Linked DNA regions of Homo sapiens: regions 1 and 3 are each linked to region 2. The links are chromatin contacts, found by Hi-C or POLR2A ChIA-PET in ENCODE. All regions are on one chromosome and are shown on one strand. The core of a region is the stretch at or near the end of the contact, and the rest is flanking DNA. Distances in the headings are between cores, read along the strand shown. Region 1 overlaps CDC42BPB (CDC42 binding protein kinase beta). Region 2 overlaps CDC42BPB (CDC42 binding protein kinase beta). Region 3 overlaps TRAF3 (TNF receptor associated factor 3).

Evidence for each region. Hi-C counts contacts between places; a loop is a spot of excess contacts on that map. ChIA-PET counts read pairs that join two places held with the same protein, here RNA polymerase II (POLR2A). Pooled maps may share reads with other maps.
Region 1: a loop to region 2 is called in a map of dorsolateral prefrontal cortex, with 2.0 times the contacts of the local background. The contact joins two enhancer-like sites. A Hi-C loop is called at or near these places in 4 of 168 maps with a recorded cell type or tissue (astrocyte of the cerebellum, dorsolateral prefrontal cortex, endothelial cell of hepatic sinusoid and 1 more) and 4 of 50 pooled maps. POLR2A ChIA-PET finds 5 or more read pairs at or near these places in 3 of 52 experiments (AG04450, CD4-positive, alpha-beta T cell and Caco-2).
Region 3: a map of CD4-positive, alpha-beta T cell shows a loop between it and region 2 (17-fold over the local background). The contact joins two enhancer-like sites. A Hi-C loop is called at or near these places in 2 of 168 maps with a recorded cell type or tissue (CD4-positive, alpha-beta T cell and psoas muscle), 2 of 37 single-sample maps with no recorded cell type and 8 of 50 pooled maps. POLR2A ChIA-PET finds 5 or more read pairs at or near these places in 3 of 52 experiments (CD4-positive, alpha-beta T cell, PC-9 and activated CD4-positive, alpha-beta T cell).

The regions. Positions count from the first base shown.
Region 1 is chr14:102,986,098-102,989,158 of GRCh38, reverse strand. It overlaps CDC42BPB (CDC42 binding protein kinase beta), which reads left to right. Exons shown (of 37, transcript NM_006035.4): 6 at 2,579-2,672. Among named protein-coding and RNA genes, the nearest start is that of AMN, 65 kb to the right of the region's middle. RefSeq lists enhancers at 1,449-2,082, 2,083-2,717. Within about 2 kb of position 1,803, at least 3 of the 41 ENCODE cell types and tissues checked have a DNase peak (open chromatin) inside an H3K27ac peak, as active enhancers do.
Region 2 is chr14:102,947,937-102,951,253 of GRCh38, reverse strand. It overlaps CDC42BPB (CDC42 binding protein kinase beta), which reads left to right. Exons shown (of 37, transcript NM_006035.4): 25 at 652-788; 26 at 1,350-1,489. Among named protein-coding and RNA genes, the nearest start is that of AMN, 27 kb to the right of the region's middle. Within about 2 kb of position 1,858, at least 9 of the 41 ENCODE cell types and tissues checked have a DNase peak (open chromatin) inside an H3K27ac peak, as active enhancers do.
Region 3 is chr14:102,899,773-102,902,924 of GRCh38, reverse strand. The region is part of intron 10 of TRAF3 (TNF receptor associated factor 3); the gene reads right to left. Among named protein-coding and RNA genes, the nearest start is that of AMN, 21 kb to the left of the region's middle. RefSeq lists enhancers at 992-1,421, 1,740-2,239, 2,240-2,741. Within about 2 kb of position 1,529, at least 7 of the 41 ENCODE cell types and tissues checked have a DNase peak (open chromatin) inside an H3K27ac peak, as active enhancers do.

The DNA of each region.
Region 1 (3,061 bases), core at 554-3,053, 38 kb before region 2:
CATGTTTGTATTTTTGTGTGTGTGTATGTGAGTTTTTTCATTGGTTTTACCCTTTTATTATGGATTTCTGGCTTTTTTCCCCCAATTCTTAAAGAAGTATTTGCCTTTTATCTGTAATATATATTACAAATATTTTTCCCCAATTTGCCATTTGTTTTTTGATGTGGTTCATTGTGGTTTTTTGCCACACAGATTTTTAAACATTTTTGTACATAATCGAATGAGAAATCCTTACTCCCAGAAAAAGAAAACCCACGTGTTGGTTTGTTTGTTTTTTTTTTTTTTTTGGAAGGGGGGGTTGTTTTGTTTTGTTTTTTAGTATTTTTACTTTTTCATTCATATAGGTTCATCTGTTCCATGTGGATCTTGGGTCCATTTCAGGTTTATTCTTATATACGGCACAAGGAAGAGTTCTAATTTTATCTTTAAATGGCTCTCCAGTTGTCACAACACCAATTTATTTAAGTCTATCTTTACCCCAGTGATTCGTATTATCTTTGTCCTGTACTTGATTTCTTTATGTAGTTGGTTTGTTTCTAGACATTCTACTCTATTCCATTTTCTCTCTGCCTCTGCACACACTAGCACCACACTGCTTTAATTAGGGAGGCTGTGTAGTGTGTTTTGAAATCATCTGGGCCTGATCCTCATCACAGCTCACTCTTCAGGGTTTTTCTGGCTTTTCTTTTCATATGAGCATCAATATCAACTTGGCTGGCTTCAAAAAAGAGGACATTGATATTTTCTTTTTTTTAATCTTATGGGCCCTCTCATTCTAGATTCAGGTATTTTTTTTTTTTTTTTTAATTTCTGGAAAGTTCTGTTGGATTGTAGTCAAATGTTAGTCATGTTTTGTTTTGATTTCTTTCAGGGACTCCAGTTATGCATCTGTTGGGCCTTCTTTGCCTGTCTCCCACTTTAGCCTCTGGCTGCTTCCTATCTGACTGCGTTTCCTTGTTTCTTTACCTCATTTTATTCTTCTAGATCTTTTCTTCCCTTTCTTCAATTTTTCATTAGATTTTTGTTTCAATTTGTTCTTGTTTGGTCCTCTTATAATTTCATTTCTGATAAGATTTTATCTGTTTCTTCTATTTCTTCCCTGAGTTAAATCAGCTCTTCTTTTCTGCATGCTTTTGTCTAGTGCGTGCGTGTGTGTTTGTGTGTGTACGTGTGTTTTTGTGTTTTGAGACAGGGTCTTGCTCTGTCGCCCAGGCTGGAGTGCAGTGGCGCAATCACAGCTCACTACAGCCTCTGCCTCCCAAGGTTCAAGCAATTCTCTTGCCTCAGCCTCCCAAAGTGCTGAGATTATAGTTTGTGAGCCACTGCACCTGGCCGTGTGTGTGTGTGTGTGTGTGTGTGTGTGTGTGTGTTTGTGTGTTTGTGGGATTTTGTTTTGTTTTCTTTTTCGTATTCCTGAATGTTTATTTGAGGATATTTTATTTTAGTTTGGAGTGTTACATGCTAGAGTTTCTTTTGCCTTGTGTTTTTGTTTCTGGTTTTGTGTTTTGTTTCTGGTTTTGAGGTAAGAATTATCATCTGCCCATGTTTGTGTGAGATTGATTCATGTGGCTGGGGGAGTTGGTACCCGTCTGTTTTCATTGGGGTGTGGTGTCTATCACACGAGTATAGCCCAGCTTACTCACCCATTCTCTTGGAGGCAGAGATTTAGATTGTTTCTGCCTTTTGGCTGTTAGAAGTGGTGCCGCTGGGAACATGCTTGTACTTGTCTTTTGCTGAATGTCTGTCTTTGTTTTTAAAGTTTGTTTGCATTCATACTGTTGAGTCATGTAAGCTTATTGTGCCAGAAAAAAGCATTCATGCTCTGAGGTGCCCTGCACCCGCACATGTGTTTGAGAGCGCACAGAAAGTAGTTTAGAAACAGGCGTTAGTGGGACAGACCTGTGTTTATGTTCCTGCTCCAGCACGTGCTGCTCTGTAACTGTGGGCAGTTGGCTCAGCTTCCATGTCTTCATCTATAAAGTGCAGTTTTGGGGGTATGGGGCGGTTTGCAGCAGTCTTCCCCCAGATCGCCACCTGCCTCCTGGACCTCGTCTGGCCACTGCCGTCTCTTTGTGTGGCAGCCCCCAGCCAGCTTCCTCCACACGTGTCCCTCTGTCCCTTTGTCCCATTCCTGTTTTCCGTGGTACTCAGCACAGAGCTTGCACCGTGTGAGCCTGCCTGAGACAGCAGTGCCTATTTGTGTTTGCAAGACCTCAGCTCGTGTGCAGGCTTCATGAAGGCAGGGGCAGCGTTGTCACGTGCATAGGTGGGTGGGCTGGAGAGCAGTGCCTGGCACCAAGGAGATGCTCAGGAGGGGCTCGTTAGCTGGGTGGGCAGACGAGTAGGAATCGTCACAGGGCCTCGCCAGGGTAACTGGGGACTAAACGAGGGGCAGTGATACGACTTCGGCTGCCACCATGCCAGCTGAATGTCACACAGAGGCATTTGTACTGGATGGTGACAGCTGTTCACAAGAGGATATTAGCATTTATTCATCTGATCACCACTAGTTAAGGGCTTTGATCTACCTAATGTGTTGCATGGAGATGGTTAATTTGTGTGTTTATTTTACAAACAGAGACATTAAACCTGACAATGTCCTTTTGGACGTGAATGGTCATATCCGCCTGGCTGACTTTGGATCATGTTTGAAGATGAATGATGATGGCACTGTAGGTATTTTTGTTGGAGATTTTCCATTTGGTTTTGGGTTTGGCATATAGTCAGAAGGGAAGTTTTCAATTTGAGGTACAATTAAGAAACCAAGTATATTAATTCAGAAAATGAATCCATTTTGGAGATAGTTGAAATTTTCTGTTTGGGGAGTTTTGTTTCCCAAATAAAAATTAAGTTGGAAAGCATCTTTATTGCTTTTTATGTTTACAAAAGTAATATGTGTGCCTTCCAGAATGGGAGTTGTCAGGTTTCCTCAATCCCAAGGTGGCTAAAAGCATGCCAGCCCTGTAGCAGATCGAGGGCGCTCCCTGCTTCTTCCTTAAAGGGCCCTGTCCAGGCTGGTCGGGTGGGCAGGCATTAACCATGTAACTGTACTTTCTCACTT
Region 2 (3,317 bases), core at 609-3,108:
CACATTTTGATTGGCTGCCAAGACCCCACGTCCCCATGACCGCTGGCCTGAATTGCCGTGTAGAAACTCCCACGTGTGGGAGGCGGCCCGGGCTGGCAGGGACAGCATGGAAGCAGGCTTCTGCCATGGGCCCTTTCCCTGTGCGCATGCTGAAGACGCATTCATGCCAGAAACCCTGAGCTTTTGTGTGGATTCTGCCTTGCAACTGTTCTTACCTTTTTGGGTGTCTGGACTTGATGTGAGACTTGATCATTATTTTTTGTTTGTTTTGTTTTATTTTGTTTTTTTGAGATGGAGTCTCGCTCTGTGGCCCAGGCTGGAGTGCAATAGTGTGGTCTCAGCTCACTGCAACCTCCGCCTCCCGGGCTCAAGCGATTCTTCTGCCTCAGCCTCCCGAGTAGCTGGGATTACAGGTGCGCTTCACCACCCCTGGCTAATTTTTGTATTTTTAATAAAGGCGGGATTTCACCATGTTGGCCAGGCTGGTCTCAAACTGCTGACCTCAAGTGGTCTGCCCACCTCGGCCTCCGAAAGTGCTGGGATTCCAGGCGAGACCTGGTGATTATTAAATTGCCTCCTCAGGGCATAGGTTCTGCAGTGACTTCTCTGTAGGCAGCAAGCTTTGAAGGCAGTGTTCTTGCTCTCTTCCAGTGTGTTCCTTTGCTTGCCACGTGTCCTGCAAAGACGGTGCCCCCCAGGTGTGCCCAATACCTCCCGAGCAGTCCAAGAGGCCTCTGGGCGTGGACGTGCAGCGAGGCATCGGAACAGCCTACAAAGGCCATGTCAAGGTAGGCGGCTTCATCTCCGCCCTCAGCCCTCGGTGCCTGTGAGGTGCAGTGACCAATAGCCATGCCCAGCCACTCTTGAAAGCAGCCCCTTGCTGCGGCAGGTGGCCCTGGTGCCAGTCCTAGGGGGCTTACCCTCCTGGGCACTGAGGCCATCAGGTCGGCGCAGCCGCTGTTCTGAATGGCCTGGGCATCCTGAGGCCTCCACGCAGACGCTCACTCAGAGTCCATCCTGGGCTGAGTGTCCAGCCAGTGGGCAGAAGCTCAGTCTGAAAGCCACTGTGCCAGGCCCACCTCTACGAGACTGTCGGGCTGCGTGTACCACAGCACCCTGCATGGGGTGGACACAGCGTTGGCTGAGCTGCCAGCTTTCCCTGGCACCGTCTGCTGCCACGCATGGACCCCTCCCCAGCAACGCCTTGAGCCTTCTTGGGCAAACATCCCTCTGTCCAAACAGCTCTGCCGCCAGCCTGGCAGCTGGAAGGAGATTGTGAACGAGTGTAATGGGGCCTGGCGGCCTGCCTGGCCTGGTGGAACGTGGCCACTGTTTGTTTTTATTCATAGGTCCCAAAGCCCACGGGGGTGAAGAAGGGATGGCAGCGCGCATATGCAGTCGTCTGTGACTGCAAGCTCTTCCTGTATGATCTGCCTGAAGGAAAATCCACCCAGCCTGGTGTCATTGCGAGCCAAGTCTTGGATCTCAGGTCTGCGTTTGGGCAGCACTGTCCTTGCTCTGTGAATCTTCCTCAGCTATCTTTAGCCAAAAGGACGGTGTGTTCCTTAGTAGTCTTTCACCTCATTAGTACTTCACCTGCTTCATTATTGTATGGTTGCAAAAATGGGTACAGCTTAGTCATGACTTCAGGCGCTCACATGCGTATGAACAGACATGCATACGGGCCTGCGTGCGCAGGAACGGGAGCGCTGTAGACGCTTCCTGCCTCGCATGTGTTTGCGTTGAGAAGTTTGCCACAGGGGAATTAATTTAACATAAGAAAACCACATGCCCAAGAACAAGCAGAAGATATCCCAGAGAAAAGCCACGCGGCCCACAGCCGTCTGTGCGTTTTAGAGACCGCAGCAGGTGCTGGTGTGTGGAAGAAGTCTGGAGCCGTGGGCCATGTGGGTGTGCGTGGCCGTAGCGTTTGCTATGTGACCCTGTCTCAGTGCCACCCAGTGTCAGCTGCAGGAGCAGGCGGGGCCTCCTTCCCACTTCCTCTTAGAGTTGACATCTGTGGCTCATCTGTTAGTGAGAAGAGGACAGTGGTCATGTTACTGGCATGTGGAATGTTGTTGTGAAGGTAAACGCATCACTAAGAGGCCTAGCTCAGCCCGGGGCCTGCACACGGAGCCATGCTACTGCCTTTGTGTCATCTCTGTGCTGTGCCCGTGCACCGTCTGTTGTGTGGTGCACACGGGACTGCTCTGGGCTCAGGCCGGGGCTGGGTACTCCATCTGTAGCATTGGTTCTTGGGGGCAGGGCTGCTGGGTGGGTACCCTGAGGACAGCGAGGGTGAGTCGGCATCACCTGGCAGCATACTCCACTTTCCATGTCCCTTCCCCCGGGGCACCCGCCAGTCCCTGGCTGTGCACAGGTGTGCCCCTGGCCTGGTGGTGAAGGGCCACTGGTAGACGAAAAGTTGGCATGAGCCCAAGTCAGGGGCCCCATCGGAGGGCTCAGCACTCTTTAGGGAACCTCTTCAGAACAGCATTTCCACACTGATCCCACACCCCGCTCCCCCTCTCACCTCCACACCCACCCCCTGCTCCCCCCTCACCTCCACACCCACCCCCACTCCCTCACCCCCCCACCTCCAAACCCACCCCCCACTCCCCCTCTCCACAGCCACCCCCCCACCTCTGCACCCACCCCACCTCCGCACCCACCCCACCCCCTCATCTCCACACCTAGCCCCCACTCCCCCTCATCTCTACACCCACCCCACTCCCTCTCACCTCCACACCCACCACTCCCCCTCACTTCCAAGCCCACCCCCCACTCCCCCTCACCTCCCTCCAAACCCACCCCCCACCCTCCCCTCACCTCCACACCCACCCCACCCTCCCCGTCACCTCTCCACCCACCCCACCCTCCCCCCTCACCTCCACACCTACCCCCCACCCCCCTCACCTCCAAACCCACCCCACCCCCCTACTCCCCGTCTCACCTCCACACCCACCCCCCTACTTCCCCCTCACCTCCACCCCCACCCCACCCCCGACTCCCCTCCACCTCCACACCCACCCCCCACTCCCCTGTCACCTCCACGCCCACCCCCCACCACCCCCCACTCCCTCCCACTCCCCCCTCACTTCCACACCCCTCACCCCACTTGTCCTCTGCACTTGGCTGTTGGAGGGACTGCCTGGCTGTGCCAAGTGCAAACCGAGTCTTCTGTAACTGGCATAGTCTGGAGGCACCAGCACAGTGGGGATGAGGCTCCGGGGTTTCCCTTGCGGCATCCCTAAGCCCTGAAACACCTGCCAGAGTCTTGAGTTTGTTGGCCCTGCCCGTGTTTCTTACATCTGGGG
Region 3 (3,152 bases), core at 280-2,779, 48 kb after region 2:
AGGGGAGAGGTCTCCACTGTCTCTGGGGCAGGCAGCAGCTCATGCTTCTGCTGCCCACAGCAGGCTTCCCTGTTTCACAGTGGCACTGGTGCCGCCTGCCCGCCTGTTTCTCACACACCCACACCCTGGCATCAGCCAACCCCACCAGCTCTCCTGTTCAGATACCAGGATCCGACCTCACCCTCACACTCCCATGTGTCCCTCCCAGCTCTTCTCCCAGGCCACAGCACCTGTGCGGGGCCACAAGGCTCCCATGGACATCTCCTCTGCAGCCCTCGTATACCTCGGGGGCCATAATACAGAGGGTCCCTGCTTCCCAGAGAGGCCTCACCCCTGTAAGTGCAGGTCCCACGGGACAGGTGGCCCTGCATGGCTGCCACAGGGTCTCAGGTTTAGGATGCCAGAATCATGCCCATGTGGCCTCATCTTCCCTTGGAACGTCTAAAGGCCTCCTACCCTGCTGCTGGGTCTGGGGCAGAAGCACAGTCCTGTCTCTGTGGCTGCAGGGGGTTCCCCAGAACGACCCCAGGGTCCCAGGAGAAGACTCCCACTCCTCAGACCCCTCCCACCTGGATGGTGGCAGGAAAGGGCCCCAAGGCATGTCCTCAGGCCCTAGGTGAAACCCAGTGGGCCGATGCTGCAGACGCAGGGGTCTTCCCCCTCCAGCTCCACACTCAGGCTGCCAGGCCCCAGCGAGGGAGGCAGGAACGCAGAAACCCTGCCACGAACACACGAGGCTGCCAGTAACCAGGCCTGACTTTATGCTACTTCATTTAACTAATTCAGAAAGCCCTTTCCCAAAACACACAGGCTGCTCATATTTGTCACTACCTGGAGGGGTGGGAGCTGTACTCCGCCCTGGTGGCCCAGTCTGTGTTAAGGGGCTGGAGTGTCCACCTGTGAGATGAAGCCAGGGACTTAAAGGGTTTTCACTTCAAAAAATGATGTGCATTTTCAAGCAGCTTGTGATGGCTGGAGAGTTCAGTGCTCAATGCAGCTGTGGAATGACTGAGCCACCTCACAAGCTGAGGGCCACACCGGGTGCTCGAGGGGCGGGCCCCAGGGCCCCCTGAATTCACTTCTCCTTTTGGAAGTCTATTTTTAAACATCTAGGTTTCAGCACCTTTGCTGGCTGTTATTAACCACAAAGACACAAACATGACAGGTCTGGGTGGCTTTTTGGGCGTAAAAGCAGTGTTATTCTTCCTGTTCTTTCCAAGAAACATGATATTAGTTAACCTCTAAAAAGTAAGGATAATTTCTCTAAAGAACACCTCTTTCCACTGTCACTGTCCCTTTAAACTGACACTGTCACTGTCCCTTTATTTTACACAATCATACATGTTCAGAAGGATATTTAATTAGCTCACCAAGTCTATTTGCTGGGGGACAATACCACTGACGACACTGAACATCCAAATACACGGCTCCTCTAGTGAGCACCGGAAGCCTCTCGCATCTCCACCTTCTAACACGCACACTGAGCTGGCAGGGGTGCTCGCGAGTGGCAGGGGAAAGTTAATGAAAACCTGATCAACAGAGGTCTGAGAGACGCCCTTTGTAACTTAGCAAACCCCGAAATGAAGCATGAGTCCCAGGCAGGGTGGCCCAAGACAAGCTGCGCCTCACGCTGAGCCTCAGGCCCCCGAGGTTAAGAGGGGGATGGCACCGAGCCACCCCTCCCCGCGATTGTGCTACGCAAGGGCACGCCTGACCTCAAGCACAGAACGGGGAGTCTCCAGCAAGGACTCCCCCACACAGCAGGGGCCCCCGAGTCAGGAACACACAACATGCGTGCACCGCATGCACAGACCAGCACGACTAAATAAAAGGCGTCTCCATGAGCAGCAAGGGAACTCGGGCTATTTTTAAAACAGGCACTTCATCTGTATCAATGGCACCATTTCAAAGCAGAACGCAGAGTCACATCAAGTGTTCTCTAAAACGCAGCAAACGTGATTTCATCCTTGAAGAACGGTCTACACTCAGTCACTGCAGTTTCTATAAAAAATAAATCTCAAGTGCAGGTATGGAATTGTACAGAAAAAAGACTCCGACACAGAGCTGAAGAGACAGACTGCACTCCACATCAACAATCCAAATCAGAAGGTTTGCCTTCAGGGAGCATCAGCCCGTGAGCCTTATACACTTGCATGCCAGGGCTGCAACCGTGTCACCTGCTGTGATGCCTCACTCTCAGGCCACTGCGACCCTGGCACACAAGCCCGGCGCTGTGAGAAGCCCGGTGGTGCCGGCAGCCTGAGTGAAGGCCGCGTGGATGGACGTCCCTGCCTTCTGTCCCAGTGCGTGCTCCTCTACGTGTGCCCTGTGGACCCCCTGACTGTAAGAACCACCAGTTCATCTAGTCCACTGACACCAGAAGCCTGGGTCATGCTCGCACCTATGCTATCTTCTTTTTTTTCTTTGAGACAGTCTTGCTCTGTCACCCAGTCTCGAGTGCAATGGCGCAATCTTTGCTCACTGCAACCTCTGCCGCCTGGGTTCAAGTGATTCTTCTGCCTCAGCCTCCCGAGTAGCTGGGATTACAGATGCCTGCCACTGCGCCCAGCTAATTTTTCTATTTTTAGTAGAGACGGGGTTTCGCCATCTTGGCCAGGCTGGTCTTGAACTCCTGACCTCGTGATCCACCCGCCTCGGCCTTCCAAAGTGCTGGGAATATGGGTGTGAGCCACCGTGTCCGGCCTACCGGCCTAGGCTGTCTTTTTTTTTTTTTTTTTTTTTTTCCGAGACGGAGTCTTGCTCTTTCTCCCACGCCTGACTGCAGCGGCGCTATCTCGGCTCACTGCAAGTTCCGCCTCCCGGGTTCACACCATTCTCCTGCCTCAGCCTCCCGAGTAGCTGGGACTACAGGCGCCCACCACCGCACCTGGCTAATTTTTTGTATTTTTAGTAGAGACGGGGTTTCACCGTGTTAGCCAGGATGGTCTCGATCTCCTGACCTCATGATCCGCCCGCCTCGGCCTCCCAAAGTGCTGGGATTACAGATGTGAGCCACTGCATCCGGCCTGGCTGTCTTCTTAATAAAGAAAAACAGGATATTTAAGAAGTAAAATATTAAGAACTCATCGTTCCCCGGACAGGCAAAAAAGCAAAGACACTCTTGAATTCCACTCCTTGACCCCCTGCCTGCA